2 separate regions of the Homo sapiens genome follow, and region 1 is linked to region 2. Evidence: chromatin loops called from intact Hi-C (ENCODE). Cell type or tissue: PC-3. All regions are shown on one strand. Links, peaks and the distances in the headings refer to the core of each region. The heading gives the core; the rest is flanking DNA.

The links. Peaks named below come from ENCODE experiments on the same cell type or tissue, not always from the same donor. Only the 100,000 strongest peaks of a DNase experiment are listed, where the experiment ranks them.
Region 1: it touches region 2 in a loop (5-fold over the local background); 1 of 110 quality-filtered maps calls a loop at or near these places.

The regions. Positions count from the first base shown.
Region 1 is chr3:28,663,756-28,670,980 of GRCh38, reverse strand. All of the region lies in intron 2 of LINC00693 (long intergenic non-protein coding RNA 693), which reads right to left. Among named protein-coding and RNA genes, the nearest start is that of LINC00693, 92 kb to the right of the region's middle. RefSeq lists a silencer at 3,050-3,209. In PC-3, for the core only: CTCF peaks have their summits at 2,927 and 3,131 (motif pointing left); a DNase peak (open chromatin) is centred at 3,140; H3K27me3 peaks cover 692 bases.
Region 2 is chr3:28,948,527-28,955,751 of GRCh38, reverse strand. No RefSeq gene overlaps it. Among named protein-coding and RNA genes, the nearest start is that of RBMS3-AS3, 330 kb to the left of the region's middle. RefSeq lists an enhancer at 3,215-4,414. In PC-3, for the core only: no CTCF peak of the experiment used is centred there; a DNase peak (open chromatin) is centred at 3,481; H3K27ac peaks cover 1,812 bases.

The DNA.
Region 1 (7,225 bases), core at 1,146-5,145, 280 kb after region 2:
CAAAGCAATTCCCAGAGGCAGTGAGCAACTGGGCAGAGAGAATGACATGTGAGAACAGTGTCCCTCACTAGCTGCAGTTGAGAAAATGAATGCCTGGGTCCTAAAGCAGGCACCTGGGCTGCACATCACAGCATCTACTACACTATTTCATCAGGAAGAGAAAGAGGTTCTGATGCTTTTATTACTTATCCCTGGTCAGAACTCATGGGTACGGGGTTATCAATTACAACATCCCTTCAACCAACTGGCAATACAATCGGATATATTTCTCCTTAACATTCCTACAAGGAAATATCTACAGAGCTAGCTCGCATTTTTCAAATAAAAACATAGCTCTATCAAGAGGCTTTTGGTAGTACAGGTGTTCGGCTTTGGTGAGGTGAAAGGTGGGGCTGAAAAAAGAAAAGTTTGGCAGACTTAATTAATAACAGTAAACAATAGCTATACTTTATTTATTCCACAGGCATCCCATGAAAAGGGAACTGAATCCAAATGAGCCTGGATGAATCACAAAGGTCCAGGCCCTCAAAGGGAATTTTCCTGAGGAACTAGGAGAGCATACATAGAAACTCCATGCGTACTTTTTAGCTGAATTGAATGAAAGCTTATGCAAAATTGTGGCACCCATACTTTTATTCTGAAACAGTGAAGTTTTCAGTTCTAGGTCAGTCTTTTAAAGACAAATTAATAAAGATGTTCTGGGGTTTGAGAATTTTAACAGGAGATACAGAAAATAGCAGAAAAGGAAGACTGGTCTTAGAAGACTTGAGTAAGACAAAGGAGGTAAGGGAAGGTAGAACCTTAGTATTGCATTCTGGCTGTGTCTGAGCAAAGGAAGAAAGCTTAGAGGCGTCTAAGAGGGGCTGACAGATGCAGGCCGCAGGAATGGCAGAAATCAATAATATGAAGTCATAAAACCAGACAGGCATTGAACATTTAGATGGCAGAGCAGACCCAGAAAAAAATTGCAGTGTGCTGTGTCAGTATCTGCAAAACAAACAAACAAAAACCATAAAGGTGACATGCTGCAAATGTTGGCAAGGGAGATCCTGGAATTACTTGCTACTCACTAAAAATGTGTAAACTGTCAGTGAGATAGTCCTAATTTATGGTACTGTCTTAAGTTACTTTAGTAACATAAAATTTTAAAGGCTTGCATAGACTCATTTGGGACTTCTATTGCCCATTCTTAGTTTTGAAATAATGGCCTCAACTGTGAATTCTCTTACGAAGGTTTTTAATACCTAATTTCTGTGTTAGGTAGAAGCCATTGCATGTACACACATTTTACTAACGGACATACACACCATCCACTTGCAGCTCACCAAGCTCCCTAATGTGCATGTTTGTCCACAAGCTCCTAGACCCTGACCATGAGTGAGCTACTGGGACCAGAAGGATGGTAATCCCAGCTCTGTCATTTACTATCCTTGAGATCTTGCAAAATTCCCTTAACTACAGAAAGACACAGCTTTCTTATCTCTTAAATAACATAGGAATGAATATTTGAAAAGCCCTGTCCATCTTGCAAGGCTTTCTTAGAGTTTCAAATGAGATTTTATAAGTGAAAGTCACTTATAAACTTTAAGATGCAATATAAACATAAGAAATTATGGTGGCATGTGTAGAGAGTATAGGATTCTGCTCATATTATGTAACGAGTATAGAAATTATCCAGCAAAATTGGTGAGAAAAAAATAGTTTAAATATAAGTTCATTTACATTTGGCCATTTTTCACCCTAATAATACAAGCTACCACAACATGAAACATAATAATAAATGAACTTGCTCATGGTTACTGTGGAAATGCTTTCATAAAACAGCTATGTCTGGTGTGATTTAAAAAAAAAAGCCAATATTTACCAAGTGCACTTAATATGGGCTGGCACTATTCTAAGAGTTTTAGATGTATTAAAACTCATTTAATCCCCATTACACCCCTATGAGGAAGGTAATATTATAATAGTAAACTCACTTTACTAATGAGAAATCTGGGGCTCAGAGAGGTTAATTTGCCCAAGATCACATAAATAGGAGGGGTGGCACCAAGAGCTGAACCCAAGCAGTCTGGCTCCTAACCCAACACAGTGATATACTAGAGAGAGAGAATATCAGCACTAACATTGAAAAGTTGTAACTGTGGGAAGGAGGTAGAAAAGGACGGTCAGGGAAAGAAAATATTTGTAAAATGTTAATCTGCTTAATGTTTTTACCTAACCTCTTCCAAGTGTACAAAACTTTGTGATTAAAAACAAACACCTAGCCCACAAACATACAGTCTAATAACCAGGAGTCTCTTTATTTCTCATAAAGGGATTTATCTGTCCTTAATGGTTCTGCTGTCTGATCTCAGATGGACCTAACCCCATTCCCCATTCTTAATTACCAGCAATTCAATTTGAACCAGGGTAAATGGACAGCTTGATCATATCTGCAGTCTGACACCAGAAATGCTATGACAACCACCCATTTTTCTTTAAAAAAATGATCTCGTAGCTTGTATCATGTCCTGTCTTTCATCTTCTGGAAGAAGAGAGATGGAATGTACAAATAAGCCACACTGTTGGCCAGAAGCCTGTGTGATAATAAGCCCTGATCTCCCATAGGTCAGAGTACGATACCAGACCATTCAGAGCATACAGGGCAAGTCAAATGCCCTGTGAGCTTCTGTGACTACAGGAAAGAACAGTCATTTTGAACCTTTTGGGTTTCTGCCAGGGGAACTTTATTCAGTCCCCAACGTGAGCACCTTCTTTGTGCCAGGCACTGTCAGACACCGGGGACACAGAATGAATATGACCCAGTCTCTGCCCTGAGGAGTTCACAGCATAGCAGGGCAATGCAGATACATAAATAGCCACCTGTGATGAGTGCTAAAAAAAGGGACAGGAGGAGAGCACACACAGAGGAAGGAGAGAATGGAGAGGGGTACATATTCAGGAATTATTTCTGATTAAGATGAATGGGATTTGGGATTTAACTAGGTGGGGTGGGAGAGAGAAATGATCCTAAAGTTTCTGGCTCTCAGGTCAGCTCAGACCATTATAGAGAAAGACTAGTTCTAAGAGGCTATGTCTGAGCTCATGTGCTCAAAAGCCCCAAGTGACAAGTTTCAAACCACCATTAGCGCCATCTGTTGGCCACAGTAGGAGGTGACATACACTGGGCTGGCATTTGGCTTTATGGAAATGAGCTGTGAAAGTTACCAAGTAGAGGACACCTGTATATGATAACATCCTTAACCTAGAGGCATAAGAAAGGATAGTGGTTTGCAAGCTTGTCTAAGCCAACTTATTTTGTTGTTGTTGTTCTGTTTTGTTTTGTTTTAGGCTTTTAGCGGCCTGTAGCCATTGTTTTTAGTTTCTGTCTGTAGAGATAAACAGAAAAGAGGGGTGAGGAAGGGACTTCACTGACCCAACCAGAAAGGGAAACTAAGAACTCACGACTGTATTCTCTCCCTTGGACACTTTACTAAACTATACAGGCTCTGGGGTCAGACTGCATTGGGGTATAAACTAATAGTACATGACATTGGTCTTTTATCTTGTCTAAGACTCGGATTTTATTAAAATGAAAAACGACAATAAAACTGTAACTATGTCACAGAACCATTTTGAAAATTAGAATATATGCTACATGGACAAGAACTCTCATATACTGGTAGTGCGAATATAAACTGAGAGTACAATTTTTGAACATATGTATGTTCTATGACCTAGCAGTTTCACTCTTAAGATTATACGCAATAGAAACGTGTATTATGGGTGCTGAATGGTACATATATATATATATATGAAAATTTCCTAATAGTCCTGCTTGTGATAATAATAAACTAAAAATAAGCAACATTTCCAGCAACAGAAAAATAGATACATAAATTGTAGTTATTCATACAATGGGACACTACACAGTAATGGGCATGAGCAATCAACAACTACACATAAAAAGATAGACAAATCTTACAGACATAAAATTGAGCAAAGAGGCCAGATACCAAATACTACATATTGTATGACTCCATTTAAATAACACACAGACACAGGCTAAACTAATAAATGTTAAAAAGTCTGGATGACTGGCCAGGCACGGTGGCTCATGCCTGTAATCCCAGCACTTTGGGAGGCTGAGGCGGGTGGATCACCTGAGGTCAGGAGTTTGAGACCAGTCTAATCAACATGATGAAACCCTGTCTCTACTAAAAATACAAAAAATTAGCTGGGCGTGATGGCGGGCACCTGTAATCCCAGCTATTTGGGAGGCTGAGGCATGAGAATTGCTCGAACCTGGGAGGCGGAGGTTGCAGTGAGCCGAGAACATGCCATTGCACTCCAGCCTGGGCAGTAAGAGCAAAACTCCATCTTGAAAAAAAAAGTCCGGATGATTATCACTGGGTAGAGGGTTAGTAACCAGGAAGGGAGCATTAAAGCATTAAAGAAGCCCCTAAAATGCTGGCAATGTTATTTTCTGATGTGGATGCTGCTTACCTGAACGTATTTACTTGGTAAATTTTTTTTGATTTTTTAAAGTTGAAAATAATTTTCAATCTTTTAAAAGTGCTCTTCTACTTTCAAAAGCTCTCAGCACTGAACCTGCTTGATAACAAGTGTTCAGTATATATTAGGTATTGAAATGTCATGAGAATGAAGAAGAGGATGATGAAGAGTCAAATAGAGGAGTAATTCAGAGGGAGAGCTGGTGAGTATTACTTCTGCTACATTCAGAGACATTCTTCAGTTCAGTAGACAGTCTTGGAATCCACAACAAAGTACAAGATTGCTAAGGAGAGCTTCTAAGTATGAAACCTGGGAAAACACAAGATAGGCAGAGAAGGAATAATGTGGGAGAGAGACTTAACAGAAGGTAGGAAGAGAAGTAAAATAGGATCATGGTTCAAAAACAAGAGAAAAAGAGCCTCCCATGAAATGTAGTTTGTAGTGTGTGGTGTCAAGAGTTTTCATGCTACACAAAAATTGGGACAGACGAAGACTACATATCGTCCCATGGATTTGTCTGCGACCCCAGCTGGAACAGTTTTAGAAGAGCTGAATTTAGAATGGAACTTGAGGGAGTAAAATAGTGAGTCGTGTGCCACTGTGGGCAATGAAGGGAAGGGAAGAAGCATGACATTATGTCTAGATGAAATAGGTGATGGCAATGTCCTTATTACAATATTTAAGTCCTGAGTATTCTATTAATAATAATTTGAAAGGACAGTGGAGAGGAAGCAATAGAAGATACAGAAAAGACGAGGTAACTGACAGAATAAGGTCCTTGAGGAGGGATGAGGGAAATGATCCTGTTTTGGTGACAGTATGTTTAGGTACTCTTCCAATACACAAACCTGTGTAGGAAATAAAGGGCACTCTAGTCTATCTCTAATATTCTGTGGAAGCTTGTATAAGCCACGTGATATCTCTGGGGCTTTTATCTGTGGAATGGAAGACATTCCAGACTAGATGAATCTTCTCAGATTATTTGTATCTCCAACATTCTTTGATCACTTTGAAAGACAAATCCTAACCAGAAAGGCTTGGGAAGAGTAATATCCAGCTGTAAAATCTTTCACAGTTTTTAAAGTGAAGAATGTGGCTCATTCAATTCAGGGGTCAGTAAACTTTTCCTGTAAAGGGCAAGACAGTAAATATTTTAAGCCTTTCAGGCCATACAGTGTCTGCCACAGCTACTCAACTCTGCTACTGTAGTGCTGAAAGCAGTCATAGACATACATAAATAAAGTAATGTGGCTGTATTCTAATAAGCTTTTACTTACAAAAACAGTCCACAGGCCAGATGTGGCCCATGGGCTGCAGTTTGCTATCTCCTACAACTTTGGAGCTGTAGCCGTTAATATCACCTGTCTCATGTAACTCAGAATAGGACCTCTGATATGTCAGTTAAACCTGCCTCAAATCAGTAAACTGGGGACCACAGAAAACAAGGGCCATTACCTTACTGTGACATCAGGAGGCAAAGCTAATAAAAGTGATACTAAAACAATGAAAACAGGTTTAGGATATCATACAGAATGCCTAGGCCAGCTGTTCTTTCTTTCCAGTGAGTATTAAGTAAGAAAAAATGGGATTAAATTCCACCAAGAGTTAAGGGAAAAAGTAAGGTGAATGCACTGGCTATGAAATACCATACCACACTCTAGCGTAAAGTAGGGAATTTGGCCTCTCTGGGTATCTTGAAGAATGCAATAGATAATTATGTGTTAACAATCATCAAAAATATGTTCTAACAGAAAATGATGGGAAGGGAATGATCGTGAAATTCTCTTTCCTTGACCTATTAAAAGAATCTTTTTTTTTTTTTTTTTTTTTTTTTTTGAGACAGTCTCGCTCTGTCACCCAGGCTGGAGGGCAATGGCACTATCTTGGCTCACTGCAATCTCCGCCTCCCAGGTTCAAGCCATTCTCCTGCCTCAGCCTCCTGAGTAGCTGGGATTACAGGCATGTGCCACCAAGCCCAGCTAATTTTGTATTTTTCATAGAGACGGGGTTTCACCATGTTGGTCTGGCTGGTCTCGAACTCCCGACCTCAGATGATCCACCCGCCTTGGCCTCCCAAAATGCTGGGATTATAGGCAGGAGCCACCACACCCAGCCGAAACTTAAAAGAATCTTAATTGCAGTGAGTCATCATGGACACTTGTTGGTTGCATCCCAAGCATCCATTCAGCTCTTTCTGACATTCCTTGTTTACATTGGAGACTCTGTGTGATTCTGGGAATACTAACTCCATCCCCATCTCCAGGGGTTAGCATGTGTCCTAATCTAAACCAGCCAAGTGGATTGAGCAGAATGAGCCTCAGGTCCTTTCTAGGAATAAGAAACAAGGGCATATCCACCTTTTCACCTTGTCTGGACAGGACCATGTGTGGACAGAAGGCCTCAAATTGCTGCAGCCCTTTGCTACAATGCCGACAGCCAGACTCTCAATGATGCCAAAATACCAGCAAAGGCAGGGCCAAGAGAATCATGAGCAATAAAGTCAGAGTCCTAATGACTCTGGATCAGATACTGCCTGAGCCTGCTCTACCTTTGACCTTCTAAAGTTATGTGAGCTCATATATCCCCCCTCTGTTGCTCAAGCCAGTTTGATTTGGTTTTATTGTTACTTTCAAAAGATTACAACCTAACTCTCGTATATTCCCCCTGGGATGTGTATTTATAGCATGACTTGGGCAAGGACATGAAATGAATGTTTAAAATGGTCCTAATA
Region 2 (7,225 bases), core at 1,305-5,304:
ATCTACTCCTGTTAGAGAAAATTGCCATAAATTACCAGGTATCATATTTTGGCTAGACTATCAATCAGCCACCTTTCATGGAAGTGTCTACTGTCTTGTTCATTTCTCAGAATTGACCAGGTTGCTTATAAATGCCAAACAAGGTTCACATAATTACTTGTGCTTCTCTCTTTAGCAAGTGACAGCCCAATATCCTCTCATCAGGATACTGTACATGTAATTTAGCTGTGGAAATAAAACCAAGAACCAAGATGTATTTACCCCACTGCAGTCATGCTGCTGAACAAGGAAATCCCTGCCTGCTATCCCTGGGAACCAGAACCAAAGGAGGGCATGGAGCATGTCTGTGTGATGCAACCAGCTGTGCATGGAATCAACACTTAATTAAAAATTACTTACCAGTAATAAAACTAGGGGCACCACTACCATTTGAATTTCAGTGGCATTGAAAGTTAACACCCTGCCAACATTAAGCCATTTCATTTTGTTTCTACCAAATGATCTCTTGCTTTCAGATTATACAGCTAACACAGCATAGGTCTCTATATGTGTAAGGAGATTAGGAAAGCAATCAAGAACTATTTTAAAGCACCTATTTTAAAGTACCTATACAATGGATAATACTCTTCCTGTTTATTATAAAACAATATTTGACACTCTGTTTCCTCATCTGTAACAAGTTAGTAGGAATATCTGACCCATAAAGCTCTTGTGAAGACTGAATGAACAACACATATAAACTGCCTAACAAAGCCTCTCATTAAGATGGCACCGAAAAGCCCATATGGAAACACAACCCAAACTTGCTTACATCAATAGGTAAACACAAATTAGATACAGATGATCATCAGAGATATGGCAGGTCCAGTTCCAGACCACCTCAATGAAGAGAATATCACAATGAAGTGAGTCATACTGAATTTTATGTTTTTTTACTGTAGATATAGTTAGCTCTACACTACATCATAATCTATTAAGTCTTCAGTAGCATTGTGTCAAAAGTGCATATTGCTAAAAATGTTAATAATCATCTGAGCCTTCAAGCAGCTATGAAAACAGCATTAATCTTGTACACCAGGCTTTGTTGTTTCATTTAAAGAGTGTCGGCAGAGTAGTTTTAGCATAATTCTTAGAAAGGATCTAGGATTTTCAAAATGGTAATGAGCACTGGCTTCAACTTAAAGTCACCAGCTGCAATAGCTCCAACAAGAGTCAGCCTACCCTTTGAAGTTTTGAAGCCAGACATTAACTTCTCCTCTCTAGCTATGAAAGTCTTAGATGACATCTTCTAATATAAGTCTGTTTTGTCTACCTGGAAAATGGATTATCTTAGCTAGACCTTCTGAATAACTTGTTGCATCCTTTCCATTAGCACTTGCTACTTCACCTTGAACTTTTATGTTATAGAGATGGCTTCTTTTTTTAAACTGCATGAACCAACGTCTGCTTGCTTTAAAGTTTTCTTCTACAGCTTCCTCATCTCTTTCAACATTCATAGAATTGTAGGCAGTTAGGGCCTTGCTCTGGATTAAGTTTTGGCATAAGGGAATGTTGTGGCCGGTTTGATCTTCTATCCAGATCACTAAAATTTTCTTCATATCAGCAACAAAACTTTTCACTTTCTTATCATTCATGTGTTCACGTTGTGTTAGCAGCTATGAAAACAGCATTAATCTTGTACATCTCCATCAGAGCTCTTGGATGACAGGTACATTGTCAATGAGCAATACTATTTTGAAAGGATTTTTTTTTCTCAGCAGGAGGTCTCAACAGTGGAATTAAAATATGCAGTCAACCATTCTGTAAACAAATGTGCTGTCATCCAGGCTTTGTTGCTACTGAAGTAGCATTTTCAGTTTCCTTTAAGAACTTTTTCTTTGTATTCACAACTTGGCTAACTGTCTGGCACAAGAGGCCTAGCTTTCATCCTATTTTGGTTTGTGACACACACTCCTCACTAAGAATAATCATTTCTAGCAGTTGATTTAAAATGAGAGATGTGCAACTCTTTCTTTTATTTGAACACTTAGTGGCATTGTAGGATTATTAACTGGTCTAATTTTAATGGTGTTGGCTGATATTAGAGGCTGATATCTATCATGAACATAGCTGCAAAATTCCTCCAAAAATTAGCAAATGAATTTTTTAAAGTATTGATATAAAAGGAAATATATACCACAACCAAGTGGAATTTATTCCGGGTATGCAAAGAGAATTCAACATTCAAAAATCGATCGGTGTAATCCATCTTATCATTAGGAAATCCTAGATAATAAATTCTAGATGAGCAAAAGTGTAAAAATCTTAGGAACCAAAAGTAAAACAGCAATAATCATGACAACAACAACTAAAACTACTCAGCAAGTTGTAAGGAAGCAAGTAGACCACTTTATTTACTGCCTCGCCAGTTCAGCCCACTCTCTATGAGGACCCAAGAGAAAAATGATAAATGATAAGCTATTTAGTCTTGTTGAGGACCAGTTTTCTTTTGTCTGTGAAATGGGCATACACACAGAAAGACTTCCTTCTTCCCCTTTTGCATAGTCTAAATGAATATCTTAAAATACAGCTGTTTGTATACCCATTTGTATACCCAGACTAAAGAAAACTGGTCCTCAACAAGACTAAATAGCCTTCCCTGGGTCAACTCATGAGTAGCAGACACAGGTAAGGATGACAGGTGCGGTAGCAAAGCATTACCAATGAGACAGGCTGGGTCTTAGATATTAGGTAAGATGAAAGTACCACAGAACAAAAGAGCTGTCTGGGAAATTTATAGGTAGGGATGGGCAAAGAGGCCTATATTTGGAAAAAGTGTAGCAATCCTCACCACACAAGAGGACATGTCAATAACCCTCTTGCCTTCTTCCTCCTTGACACATGAACAGTGCAATCGCAGAACTCATGGAGCTCAAAATCTGACGCAGACAAGAGGCACATATGACACCACATAGTGCACAGGAAATGCAGGGTGCTATGGCAATACTGGTACGGTGGGGCACAATGGACTGGGCGAACTGATAAAAGATGTCATAGAGAATATAATAAGCAAGCTGAACTTTGCAGGACAAACCGACATCAAATGACCTCAACTCAACTCTTTCATTAAATAATTGTGTGACCCTGGATAAATCACATAACCTCTCCGGACTTTGCAATTTTCATCTGTAAAACTGAAGGAGTAAGAAGGATAGTTTCTAAGGGTTTTTTCAGTTCCATCAGTCAATAATGATGTAACTCTGTAACAGAATGGAAATATTGTTCAATTCTTTTCCTAACGTTTCTCATGTATGCTATGTTTTTCCTTTCCCTTTTGCTTGCTTTGGCAATCCACATTACCCTGCCACACCCTCCACCACCACTAGAAAAAAAGAGGAAGCAAAAGGAAGGTTTAAAAATGGCAAGTACCTTTACTCTTAGCTAAGTTTAACATGCTTTTAGTCATCTGCTGTGGATTATTTTGGCTTTATACTCTATTTACTCTGTCAATCAATAAAAAAAGTACCACTCACCACACCACCAACCACAGCATATGTGTGCAGACTCTAGTATGGAAAGAGAGAAATCTTTTTGTGGGGTTTTAGAAAAAGCTATTAGCTATATAGGATTTTACTAATATTTTTGGTATTTCAACACAGAACTTCAAACCTTTGACATACGGAATTTCTAAGAATTCTATTAAGTTTGTGTGAACTATCATATTTTATTATTAAAGGGCTATTTTTCTCAGATACAGTAAAGAGCGGAAAACAAGGCATGATGAAAAATGCTGAGTCATTGTAAAAGACAAACCAATAAAGGAAAGTGCTGGGAAAGTGATACAGGTACGTATCTCAGATTCTGGCTGCATCTAAAGGGCAGAGATGAATTATAGAATGAACATATGCTAATCCAGTTGCTAAAGACCACTTTTCCATTACCAGAAAAGGAAAACCATCATTCTTGTGAACATGTTCAGTCATGCAGGTGAGCTGGGATCAAATCTACAGAGAGGCACACAGCCCCAGTCTTTGAGAGAGCAGAATACTAGACCCAGCTTCTGAGTGCTATGTGACTTTGCCAAACTTTTTAGGTTTCTCTGAATTTCAGCCCCCTTGTGTACAAAATGAAGTTCTGGGATTTTCTGGTGCCTAAAGTTCTTTGGGATGCAGAGTAGGGAGTGAAAAAAAGAGGTTTCAGGTCACAGTAATCTGGGTTCATTCATTCATGTATTCTTTCAATCCTCAAGTCTATGTAAAATGACCACTAAATGCAAGGCCCTAAGGATCTGACAGTAAGTAAAAGCAGACATGAAGATATTAAGAAATAAGCAAACCAATGAAAATAAAGGTGTAACCCTGGTGTGGGCAGTGGAGAGATGTGTGAGACCCGGAGAACTATGGTAAGTGCTAACTGAAGCTGTACATGTGATTGAGATAAGATGGGGAACAGTATACAGTATCCCAAAATGTGGTACCTTGGTATCTGAGAAAACAGAAGCAAGGAAGTCTCTCCCACCTTCCTATCACCGTTCTCCCTTGAAGTAAGCCATAAAACCTAGGAAGGTCACTCTCTGATCCTCTCCCTTCCTTCTCCCCTGAAGCAGGTCATAAGACCATCATTCAAAAGATACCCCCCCATACCTGGAGAAAAGGAACATCCCTATCTCTGAAGAATCAGGGACGTTGAGAAGAATCTGAACAAATAGGCCTTGCTAAGTTGATGTATTATCATTAAATGGTATTCCCTTTGTCCAATCATACTTATCCATTACTATTGACTTCTTTGTCAAACCTAACATAAAAATGTACAGCTTTCCCTGTTTCCTTGGCTCCCCATTTCTGAAGGTTCTCATGTCATATAAAACTTACATTAAATAAATCTGTATAATTGTCTCTTATTAATCTTTAAGAACCACAGCCATGAACCTAGTGATAGGTAATAAATAAATAAATAAATAAATAAATAAATAAATAAATCACCTATCACTTTTCTTTTCCCCTAAAGGTAAAAGAGAAAAAATAGAAGAGAAGATGCCTCAGGCCCAGTCTTGAGGAACTTCAAAACATACCTAATGAAAAAGACAAGCCTCCAAGAAATAAAAGAAAAGCCAGAGAAGATGGAGGGACTCAGGAGAGTGAAGTATTACTGAGAACAGAACAGGGTCTTTCAAACAGGGGAGTCATGGTAAACACTGTGGAATACTGCTGAAAGGTCAACCAATATCAGAACTGAGAAATGTCCATTGCACTCAGTGACATGAATGCTATTGGTGACCTAAACAAGGGGTGTTACAAAAGAGTTGGAGGGGAGGAGTTTATTTGCTTTTATTTGCCTTGTAACTCTTTTCAGGCCAATTTGAGCCTCAATTTCCCTAGCTATAAACATGGAGCTAACCACAACCTATTTCAGAGAGAATTCCACAGTGTTTGTCACAGTATGTGTTCATTAAATATTTCCCTGCATATTCGAGTTTTATCCAAGAGATACTGCTTTTACTGTATTAATTCAGATTTCACTTGTCCCAAATTTTTCTTGGTGTGGTTAATCAGAATAACAGATATGGAATTTACCCCATAATGAATTATACTATAACAGATTTTGAGTAACAATCTACATAAAAGTATGGATATGCAAGCAAATAAAATCAAAATAAAAATATTGTTGAGTAAGTAATTCAGAGGATTACATAATAGACCTTATGGGATGATCACAGTGTTGACAGCACAGTTGCCATCATCACTTTAAACATATCTTTCTTCCCATCAAACTTTCAACTCCCAAGATGACATCTTACTTACTCCATTCACCTGCAAGAATTAAAAGTCCCACCTAGATCTCTACCAGTTGACATCCTTCATCAAATAAACACCATCCAGGAAACTAAGCAGAATTTTCCTCTTGCCTCAGCTTTAGCAGGGAAACAGGAACCAAGATTAACTTTGGCTCCATGCCTGTTATACCTCAATCACAGGTTTAGGTGTTTACAGAAGACATCTCATCTAAGCACCTAGCAATTCTGCCAGGTAGTTATGACTAGTCCCAACAGATGATGAAACTTAGGCTTGCTGAGCTTAAATAATTTACAGTTATAAGGCTGGTACATGGCAAAGCTAGGATCTGAAATCAGATATCTCTGGTTCTAAAACCTAAGTTCTTTTTGCGACATCATTTTTTTTATCCACAAACTCAATGGTGTAGCAATGTTAAGCGGGGCAGAAGGAAGAGTCTAATAATAACACTAACAATAAAATAATATGTTATCTGTAGACAGTGTTGCCAGATTTAACAAATAAAAATACAAAAGGTCAATTTGAATTTCACATAAATAACCATTTTTTTTTAGTATAAGTATGTCCAATATGTGAGACATACCACACCTAAAAAATTATTTGCTGTTTATCTGAAATTCAAATTTAACTGGGCATCTTGTTCTTCACCTGGCAACCCCTTCTGTAGGGAATTTTAAAATGAGAATAAAATTATCTAAAAGCTGGCATGTTTTTGTTATTACCATACACCTACAATTTTAAACAATGTCCATGACAGAGTATTTTTCCCTGATGGGGAATTCTTGTACACCAATTTCCCCAACACACTTCTATTCACCACTACCCTAACTTTTCCACAGAATTTCAGTGCCTCATGAGGTGTTAAAGTCTGGTGGATAATCTGCAGAGTTGGCCACCATGAATTATTTTCCTTCCTGAATGTCCACATGTCTCTATCAAGACATAGATTCTAATTCCCCTCCCCTTGAATCTAGGGTGGTTTTGGGCCTTGCTTGACCAAACAACTGTGTCAAAAATGATGTTCTGGGACTTCCAAGGCTGGATTATTGGAAGCCATGGAGCTTTCCCCTGGGAGTCCAAGAATGCTCCTTCACAGAATGTAAGAGAAGCCAAAAGCATGAAAACAGATGTAGATAAGTGTCCTTGCTGACAACCTCATCTGAGGTCTTAGGCAACAGCCACCATCTACTGCCATTCACATAAATGTGTAGGCTAGTTACATCTTTAGATAACTCATCCTCAGCCTATCTGATTGCAACTGCAAAAAAGAATCCATGCTAGAACCACCCAATTGAACCCAGTAAGCCTGAACTATGACAGATAGTAATAAATTGTTTTAAATCAGGGGATGTTATGTGATGCAGCAATAAATAAATGGGAGATTAAAATTTCCTGTAAGAAAAATGGGAGTTCCACATATATAACAATTTTGGAAAGACTGAAATTATAAATTT